Regions from separate parts of the Homo sapiens genome. Here region 2 is linked to region 1. Evidence: chromatin loops called from intact Hi-C (ENCODE). Cell type or tissue: CD14-positive monocyte. All regions are shown on one strand. Each heading gives the region's core, and the rest is flanking DNA. Links, peaks and the distances in the headings are about the cores only. Region 1 has its middle 69 kb from the start of TXNL1. Region 2 has its middle 140 kb from the start of TXNL1.

Region 1 (5,387 bases), core at 111-5,110:
TTTATTTTATTTTATTTTTTTTTTTGAGGCAGAGTTTCACTCTTCTAGCCCAGGCTAGTGTGCAGTGGCGCCATCTCAGCTCAGTGCAACCTCCGCCTCCCAGGTTGAAGCAATTCTCCTGCCTCAGCCTCCTGAGTAGTTGGGACTAGAGGCGCCTACCACCACGCTCCACTAATTTTTTGTATTTTTAGTAGAGATGGGGTTTCACCATGTTGCCAGGCTGGTCTTAAACTCCTGACCTCAGTGAGCCACCCACCTCGACCTCCCTAAGTGCTGGGATTACAAGCGTGAGCCACTGCTCCCGGCTGAATTCCCTCACTTTCTATCCTTTTTCTCTGCTTTATTTTTCTCCCTATCAATATCTAAGAACCCAAATATTTTGCTAAATAAACAAAACATTATTGTCTTTCTTCCCAAGTAGAACGTAAATTTTATGAGGATAGAAATTGTCTCTTTTGTTTATGGTTATGTTTAGTGCCTAAAAGAGTGCTTGGTACCTAGTCAGGAGATATTTATTGAGAAACAAGTGTATGAATGCCCACTATGCTCCATACAGCATCAGGCTATGATCTTAAAGGTTTCCGGGCAAAGTAACAAAATACTGCAGTAAATTCTAGGTGCAACATTTTAGGAAAATCACGCAGAACTGTGGGTGAGGAAAAAGCAGGTTGTCATCCTGGCTCTGCTAGAGTCTCATGTTGTGACCTTAGGCAAATTGTGAAATCTCTCTGTGCCTTGTTCCTACATTACAGATGAGAAAACAAATATTGACCTTATTTCTGTCACAAGGCTTTATAAGAGCCAAATGAAAAGGGGCATACAAGCGTCTTGAAAAGTTAGCCTATTCAAATGTAAGAAGTTCTTCTTTCAAAAATTAAATGTGTTCAAAATAGAAAGACTGAAGAGAGGTTCTAAATCTAGTACTGAGGGGGAAATACAGAAAGGAGAGAAGGAATAGAACAGAATGATCAGTATGTCAAACCCCAAACAGAAATAATTAAGAAGAGGATGTTGAAAGTTTGGGTCTTTGGACCCACACTGGAGACCCATAGCACTGGCTGGAGAGGTGAAATATTCTTTGCTCCAAACACATTAGGCCAAGTGATGAGAAGGATCAGATCATGTCATAATAATAACAACTACTGTCTATTTTACTTACTTTTTTTTTTTTTTGAGACAGAGTCTCGCTTGTTGCCCAGGCTAGAGTGCAGTGGCACAATCTTGGTTCACTGCAACCTCTGCTTCCTGGGTTCAAGCAATTCTTGTGCTTCAGCCTCCCAAGTGCTGGGATTGCAGGCATGTGTCACTCTGCCTGGCTAATCTTTGTATTTTTAGTACAGTTGGGGTTTCACCATATTGGCCAGGCTGGTCTTGAACTCATGACTTCAAGTGATCTGCCTGCCTCAGACTCCCAAAATGCTGAGATTACAGGCGTGAGCCATGGCACCCAGCCCTATTTTACTTTCAACTGTGAGCTCCATACTATGGGTTTTAGCTGGGTTGTTTAATCCTCACTACACTCTGAGGTAGGTATTCTGATCTCTATTTCATGGGGCAAAATACCAAGGCTTAGAGAAGTTAAGGGATTAAGTTCAAGTACCTATATATAGTGCCTGGGACATCAAACCTATTCCTTTTCCCCCGCCGACCCTGCTTTCCATTCATTCTCAGCCAAGTAAGAGAGAATTCTGTGGTAGGATTCTAGATACAAAGTCTGGAATTTTTATAGGAACAAAAATTCTCAGGGCTGGGCGTGGTGGCTCATGCCTGTAATCCTAACACTTTGGGAGGCTGAGGCAGGAGGATTACTTGAGGCTGGGAGTTGCAGACCAGCCTGGGCAAAATAGCGAGACACTGTCTCTACAGGAAAATTTAAAAATTAGTATGTCCCTGTAGTCCCAGCTACTTAGGAGGCTGGGATGGGAAGATTGCTTGAGCCCAGGAGTCCAAGACTACAGTGAGCTATGATTATACCACTGTACTCGAGCCCAGATGACAGAGTGAGATCTTGTTTCTTTAAAAAAAAAAAAAACTCAAATTTTCTTCCTTATAATAACATCTCACAATGTAGTACATGATCAAATACCATCAACCATCATTCTCCCATTTCTACATTTGTGCTAATCTTGTCTCTTTAAACAGCTTTTAATTTCTCAGAGTACCTACCATGGTTTTGGGCATTCAGTGGATCCTCACTGAATTGTTTGGCTAAATGGGTTCAGTTTCCTGAATGCTGTTAAACTACTGCGTGACCATTTCTGGGAGACTAGAATTTTAAGCTTTCTCAACTTCCTGTCTCCCACCTCTCTGAAAAAAAAATGAACATTAGATTAGGGAAGTTGGTGAGGAAGAGAAGTTTCCATTTAAGGATTTTTACAAGAATGAGTTGGTGGTGGAGATTTTGACTCTTATTTTTGCATCTAAATAGACTCAAGAAATGTAAGATTCTTAACCCCAAACACTTTAATGTATCATTTCTGCACACTTTCCAGCTTAGAAAAGGGAAGCTATTCATTTTCCAAAATATGAACAATATATAAAAAGTGAATTGATCTAATTTTCCGCCAAATTTTATAGTTCTGGGATAGTCATGGTTCCAGGCACCTAAAATGCACTTGAGCTCTGAAAACAGAAGCAACTTTTAGAGAAGTGACGTGTTGTCTTTCCGTCTCCAAGATTGTATTGGGAAACCACCACAGACTATTGTAGTCCAAATTACTGCTTAACTTGAAGGCCTTTTAACTGATTTAGCAAATGATTGCCCACAGCTTGGCATTGAGCAGCCTGAAACCACAGTGGAAATCACTAGAGTAAAAGAAGAAAACAAAATGTAGAAAAGATGTTTATGTTCATTCAAAAGTCTACATGTGTGTTTAAGTAGAAGTTATAGCCAAGTTCGACTTTCAAAAGTTCCTTAGGAAGTTTTCTGCTGAAGAGAGAGTAGCAGAGAGAAGCTATGCTTTTCCAAGTCTGAAAAACCTATGTGGTGTGCCCTCCAATTCCATGGAGACAAAAAATTAATTTAGATGTATTTTATACCAAAAGACATACTTGAGACATTGAAAGTATGTCTCACATTAAAAAAAAATTTCATCGTATTTTAAGTTCCGAGATACATGTGCAGAATGTGCAGGTTTGTTACATAGGTAAACGTGTGCCATGGTGGTTTGCTGCACCCATCAACCCAACCCCTAGGTATTAAGTTCAGCATGCATTAGCTATTTATCCTGATGCTCTCTGTCCCCGCCCCCCCGGCAACCCCCTCACATTTTTAAATTTTTTCACTGTATGAAATTGAAACCATATATATATATATATATATATATATATATGTAGTTTGTTTGTTTGTATATATATATAGATTGTTTGTTTGTTTGTTTGTTTGAGATGGAGTTTCGCTCTGTCACCCAAACTGGAGTGCAGTGGCGCGATCTCGGCTCACTGCATCCTCCGCCTCCCAGGTTTAAGCAATTCTCTGCCTCAGCCTCCTGAGTAGCTGGGATTACAGGCATCCACCACCATGCCCGGCTAATTTTTTTTTGTATTTTTAGTAGAGACGGGGTTTCACCATCTTGGCCAGGCTGATCTTGAACTCCTGACCTTGTAATCCACCTGCGTTGGCCTTCCAAAGTGCTGGGATTACAGGTGTGAGCCACCGTGCCCGGCCTATTCTTTATTTTTTTTATAGGTGGAGAAGTAAGGAGGCAGTTTGTATATCGCCTCTCAATTTCTCTCTCTCACACCCCCTTATAATATGGATGCTGAGTGACATCACTAACATCCATGTTGAAGACAAGTTGGATTTTAGTGACTGTTTTCCTTAGGTTTTGTGGGTACATAAATTGACTTACATATTTTCTATTTGATAATAGGTTCCAATTTGTATACACTCTCCAAAGTTCAGGTTTTTAGATAGTGTTGTACGATTCCCCCAAACAACATCTGCGATGTCTGAAAGAAAAATAAAATCACTAGCATTCTAGGTGGAATGGAAGAAAAAAAGCAAGAGACATTTCCGATTAACTCTAATTGAAGAGTTTTTGCAAATCATTGCTCACACCTTGGCTTGTTCACGGTGCAGTTTGTGTGGGTTTTAATTTACTTTCAAGTGCAGTTCAAGGTGTGGATATTGATCTATAAACCCCCGATGGTGGGTCCCTGGGTACTGAGCAACATCTTTGTGTACCAATGTGACAGCTGAGGTCAATTAGAGTGCTGGTTAGCCATCCTCAAATCTAAACACTCTGAAAAGGTGTCCTTGATAAAGTGCCCCAAGCTCAAGGGTCTCTTTTCCTGGTTGGCCTGGGTCAGAAAGAATTGCAAAGCAAGGCCACTTAGCCAAAATCTCCATTCTACCCACTCAGGTTCTCTTAGGTCATCCCCCATGCCATGCCCTGCCCCCAGGTTGGGGCTATGGCTTTATTTGATTCTGGGCATTGTGAACAGTTCTTGCTGGGACTGTCTTCCTGTGTCCATGGAACATGCAGTATTGAAATCAGCACTGCTCAAAGCGTGACCCACCAATCAGTGGCATCACTTGGGAGTTGGTTAAATATGCAAATTCTTGGGCCTCATCCCACACCTATTGAATCAGAAACTCTAAGGGTGGGACCAGCAATCTGTGCTTTAAGGAGCCCTCCAGGTGATGCTAATACACTCTAAAGTTTAGGAGCCCCTGGCATATGGGATGATTTCAGGGAGTACGAGGTCTCCCTCCACCTGTTACACACCAGAGCTTCTCCACAGTTTCAAGCTTTGGGTCTTGCAATATGCAAATGCCTAGGAGCACTTTAAGCTGGCATCAGCTATTTATATCTTAATATGAACAGTTTTGTATTTTGCTGGCTTTACTAGAAAAACTGACCTAAAATGCTGATTTTCTTGGGAGGATTCTCTCCAGCTTTTGGTGGAAAATGGTGCCACCAGGAGGAAGCAAGGTACAGAGGAAAAAGTTCCTTTGGGTTACAGTTTTCCTTAGAGCCAGCTTTATGTCTTGTCGTTGGAGCCAATTTGCAGACGAATGTCAGGAGGCTAAAAACTTCTGGGCAAATAGAAAAAATATTGAAGGATCCAACATATTAATCAAGGAGGAGTCTGCTTAGAGTTGAGAAAGTGTAGATTAGTCAGTGTATCCCCAAAATGTTAAGGAAGAAAAGAAGCTAATTTGGGAAATTGAGTGGGACACATCTAAAAGGGAATTTTGTTGCCCAGAAATAATTTACTAGGGGTTCTTTAAAGGCCGTTTTTTTTTTTTTTTTTTTTGAGATGGGGTCTCGCTCTGTCACCCAGGCTGGAGTGCAGTGGTATGATCTTGGCTCACTGCAAGCTCCGCCTCCTGGGTTCAAGTAATTCTCCTGCCTCAGCCTCCCGAGTAGCTGGGATTACAG
Region 2 (5,387 bases), core at 209-5,208, 75 kb after region 1:
ATGTGTCTTTTTAATTTGGCTTCTTTTAAGATTTTCTTTTTACCCCTGGATTTCTGCAATTTATTTTGGTGAGATTTTGGTGTGGTTTTCTTCATGTTCACTCTCCTTGGGGTTTGTTGAGCTTCTTGGATTTGTGAGTTTATTGTTTATATCAAATTTGGAAAAATTTGTGCCATTATTTCTTTAAATATTTTTTATCTTTCACCCTCTTTTTTTCTGGAACTCCGTTGGACCGTTTGAAATTTTCCCACAGGTCAATGATACGCTGTTCAGTTTTTTTCAGTCTTTTTTCCCCCTCTGTGCTTCATTTTGGATAGTTTCTCTTGTTATATCTCCAGTTTACTGATAATTTCTTCAGTAATTTTCCAATCTAGTGTATTATTTAAAATTTTCAGATACTTAGCTTTCATCTCAAGAAGTTCCTTTGATTCTTTTTACACCTTCTATTTCTCTCCTCATTCTATTCATATTTTCTTCTACCTTCCTAAACATTTGGAGCATACTTACAATACCTATTTTAACATGTTTGTCCCTTGATTACATCATCTCTGTCATTTCTTGCTCTGTTACTAGCGACTGACTTTTCTCCTGGATATGGTCATATTTTCCTGCTTCCTTGCATCTCTGGTAATTTTTGATTAGGTGATGGACATTGTGAGTTTTACTTTGCTGGATCCTGGGTTTTGTTGTATTTTTAAAAAACGTGTTGGATTTATTGTGGCACCTAGTTAACCCATTTATGCCTGAGATTGCAATTTTTTGAATTTTTACAATCAAACCTTGGTGATGACCTTGAGCAGTAGAATGTAAATAATTCCCACATGCTTAGCATTCCAATAATGGAACACTAGTCCTAAAGGGAATACTTAAAATCCATCTGATCCTTTCAAGGACTGGTTAGATTTGAATCTGCCTTTAGTTTAGGATCAATTTAGCTTCCTTACTAAGGCAAAATCTTTCTGAACACTCTACCTTATGTTCTGTGTATTCCACAGTCTGGTTGCTGGAAGCACAAATAATACCAAGCCCCATGTGAGCTTCAGGAGTTCTTCAACCTACTGCTTTCCAGTGTTTCTTTCACTGACCTTCTATAGTTTCCCCTCACGCATGCGCAGCCAAGGGACAGCTTTTCAGATTTCTGGAGCATGCTGTCGCTCTCTGTGTGGCTCTCTCTTCTGCAGTACTCTATCCTGTACATTCTACAGACCTTGGCCTCCCTCAGCTCCAATCTTTGTCTCCACCTTGTAGTGAGAATGCTGAGCTTCATTTGGGTTCCTCCTTTCTGTACTACCACATGGACACTGTCTCCCGGCAATGAGCTGGGGCAATTGTAGGGCTCACTTCATTTTTCTCCATACACTGCTTGTTACTCAATGTCTGAAAAGAATTGTTTCATATATTTATTTTTTTTTGGTTTTCTAAGGCAGGAGAAGAAATCCTGTCTCAGATACTCCATGTGGTTGAGAACTTCTTTTATTATGACAATTTCAAACATATATCTAAGTATACAGAATGATATAATGGATTCCCTGTACCCACCACCCAGAATCCACAATTATTAGCTCATGCCCAATCTTCTTTAACCTATATACCCTCCTGCTTCTTATAGGGGAAGTTATTTGGATTTATTTGAACAAATCCCATATATTTAGTATTCTCATTTATAAATATTTTTGTATGCATTTCTAAAAGGTAAGGCTCTTTTAAAAAGCATAACTACACTGGAATTATCATACCTATAAAAATAACAATTTTGTAATACCATCAATTACAGACAATGTAAAATTCCATGTCCTCCCAGAAGGGTAGGGTGTGCTTGAGTGATATATTCTCAATGAATAATATCGGAGGGAATGGTCGTATCCGAGCTTGAATCTCTGCCTCTACTTACAGACCCCTTTCTTTTCAAATTTGCTCTTCTACCAGCAAGTAATCCCCAGTAGTTTCTATTCTTTCCCTTTGACAACTGCCAGTATCCATTCTTCCCTCTGGCCCTTCCCAACCATATTCAAGGCCCCTTTCCTCCTCTTGTTTAGTCTGAACCCTAAGTTCATATGCACGTCTGGCAGATTAGTATCTTTAAAGATAAAGGGAGCATCCTACAGTGTCTTCCAGCTCTGACATAATATGATATAAAGAGAAAGTTACATGTTTTAGGAACGTAATTCAGTGCTTAATCTGTCTCATGATTCTGAATGAGTGAAGAGAGTACAGCATTGTCTCTGAGAGACTGTGCTATAATTTCTTTGACTCACCTGTAATCATAACATTTAACTTATTTTGGACTTTCAAATTTCTCAGAAGAAGTCATAAGACATTTATATTGATCAAAACAGTCATGGCTTTAAAAAGTATGAACGGCATTGATTAATATCAAGCAGGATTCCCCTCTTCTAACATAATTAGCAGTATTGACCTATGGGGTGATTTCAGGGGAACAGGAAGGGTTTCTGTTCTTCCCTGCTCACTCTCTACTTCCCAAATTTCTTACCTATTCTTGGATGCTTGCAATTTTCTGCATTGGGAAAAAAACCCACAGATTTTTTTAAGTGTTTTTTTTTTTTTTAAATCAGCATTATTGATATTTACTTCATATGCCATGCAATTTACCCACTTTAAATGTACAATCCAGTAGTTTTTGGTATATTTGCAGATGTGTGTGACCATTACCACAATATTTTTTAGAATACTTTCACCAGCTAAAGAGAAACCTCATTCCCATTAGCAGTCACCCTTTTTCCCTTCGACCCTCCCCGTGCCAGGCAAACACTAATCTACTTTCTGCCTCTGTTCATTTTCCTATTCTGGACATTTCATATAAATGGAATAATACAACATGTGACCTTTGATTGGAAGAGAAATGATTTGAAGTGATTTAGGATCTTAAGGAGGAAAAAGACTACTTTCTATCTCTTTAAACAGGTTTTTGATGGGGGTAGGAACAGACCATTTTAGTATGAGGTGGGTGATGAGAACAGACAAAGCACAGTGAGCAAAGAGGGGTGGGCCTCACTTCACAGTTTTGGCTGGGCCAGGCCTGGGCTGTCGGCCCTAAATGTCAAAGCTTCAAGATAATTCAGATGTTGGTATAAAGAGAGAAGGACTTACTCAATGGTCCCATGTATAGCCGCCTGTAAGCCCCGGTTACTGTCTGTCACATTCATAAATACTGGAAATGAGACTTATAATTATACCTCACTTAACTGACAGCTCACCTTGATTTCTCACTGAGCTGCTTACAGGACCGAAGTGCTTCCTTCCTCTACCATGGTTTGTAATGCAAAGCACTAGAACCATGTTGCACAGGCTAGTTGCCTGAAAAGGCCAGGTAACGGGGCACCAGGCTGTCATTTTTATCATGAGGAAATAGGTCTTTTGGTGTAATTTTCTTCCAGTAATTAGTCTCTCTGTGATTTTTATACTTTGTGTCATGTTGTGAATGCAACATGTTCGACAGCATTCCTGCCGAGGAAATACCTTCAATGGTGGGTAAGCAAATACCATCTTTCATTAGAAACATCACAAAAATTTCATCGAAACTTCTGAACAGCCAGGGGGAGGAAAACTCCTAATGACAACGAAAAGCCCACTTATGCCGAAATCCACATGGGGGTGTCTTACAGGGCAGTTTGAGAACCAGACTTGCTAGTCCTTCCTCTGGCACATTGGCTAGATGTCTGCTCTTATATGAGTGATGATATCTTCTGAGACAATTGCTATTTGCCAAATGGCGTTATTTAACTAAGATAGGTAAGTGGATGGTCTCAGTGATGTGTACCAAATTAAAACAATTTCCTAAGCCAGGAGTTTTGTAAGTCAGGTTTTTACTTTACCAATTTATATTTCTGTTTATTTTTCTTTATGGGTACATGCCTGTTAGTAAGAGATCTTTGTAGAATTGAAGCAGTGGGAAAAAAATAACTTCTTTCTCTTTGGTGGATGAAATGAGATGTTCGTGTAATAATGTCCTCCTTTTAGAATAGAGATGACATTTGAAAGAAAAACTTATTCTGAAATTCATAGGACAAAAAAGCCATAAAATCTTTTGCTGTAAATGGAGTTAGTTGGAGTAAGATTTGGCCATAATGGATGTGTGGAATGACTGGAATTCTCAGACACTACTGGTGGGAATATAAAATAGTATGGCTGCTTTGGACTACATTTGGCAATATCTGATAATGGCAAATATATGCCTACCCTATGACCCAGCAATTTCACTCCTGGATATATACACCAGAGAAACAAGTGCATGCATAACAACACATAACATGTATAAGAATGTTCTTAGTAGCTTTACTCTCAATAACAAATGACTGGAAACAATCCAGATGTCCATCAACAGGAGAATGGATGAATAAATTGTGGTATTCATACAACAAAATACTACACAGCAGTAAAAAGAACAAACTCCTGACACACACAAAAATACAGATGAATTGATATTATTTTGAGTGAAAAAAGCTAGAAACAAATGAGTGCATACTGTATGGTTCAATTTAAGTGATCTTGAGTAGACAAAAGTAATCAGTGATGATAAAAGTCACAAGAGTGGTTACTTGGCAGACAGGAGAGCAGTATTGACTGGGAAAGGGCATGTGGGAACTTCCTGGGGGGCTGAAATTATTCTGTATCTTAATTTGTGTGGTAGCCACACAGATGTATTCATACACAAAAATTTATCAGTTGGTATTCTTTAGATCAATATACTTTACTGTAAATATGCATGCATAGCCTCAGTTTTAAAAAGTAGATATCACAAAGTATTGGGCTATAAGAGATCTGAGGGCTGGGCACATTGGTGAGATTGCCATATTTGGCTTTGCTCTTTTGCCCATGCAATCCAGCCACAATAGGTTATTGCTGACTCTCTTCCTCTTTTGGGGTTGCATGGAGCTCATTTTACAAATAGAAGAAATACACAATGTCTAATCCAATCCACTACCCAAAGACTGTATTTGGAGTTCTGTTGGATCTTCATGACATTTGAAGATAGAGCAACTTCACAGAAAATTAGATTTGCTCTGTAGGTTGCTTTAAAAGACCATTTTAAGTTGGACACTACTCACTGCCTCTCTTTTTTCTTTCACTGCATTTCAAGGCACAATATTGGAGGGTGTGTTCCACGTATCTGTTAGACTTCTAGGCCAGGTACTTCAGGATGAAGCTGTACATTTGGGTAAATATCAGAAGGAGAGATGACCAGAGGAGCACAGTGAGAGAGGACAGGAGCGCCAAGAACAGTACCTTGGTAGCAGCCAAATACATGTAAGGGAGTGGAGGGCGCTAAGAGGAACCAAGAAGACCAAAGGTGGGAGAAACCTGTCTTTCCTCGCAGGCATCTTGGTTCCTGGTGCACATTTCTCAAGTTTCTACTCCTCTTTCTGTGT

The links. Peaks named below come from ENCODE experiments on the same cell type or tissue, not always from the same donor. Only the 100,000 strongest peaks of a DNase experiment are listed, where the experiment ranks them.
Region 2: a loop joins it to region 1, with 2.3 times the contacts of the local background. A loop is called at or near these places in 2 of 110 quality-filtered maps.

What each region holds. Positions count from the first base shown.
Region 1 is chr18:56,566,503-56,571,889 of GRCh38, reverse strand. No RefSeq gene overlaps it. Among named protein-coding and RNA genes, the nearest start is that of TXNL1, 69 kb to the left of the region's middle. In CD14-positive monocyte, for the core only: no CTCF peak of the experiment used is centred there; DNase peaks (open chromatin) are centred at 2,279 and 2,669; H3K4me3 peaks cover 1,657 bases; H3K27ac peaks cover 3,341 bases.
Region 2 is chr18:56,491,804-56,497,190 of GRCh38, reverse strand. No RefSeq gene overlaps it. Among named protein-coding and RNA genes, the nearest start is that of TXNL1, 140 kb to the left of the region's middle. In CD14-positive monocyte, for the core only: no CTCF peak of the experiment used is centred there; no DNase peak of the experiment used is centred there.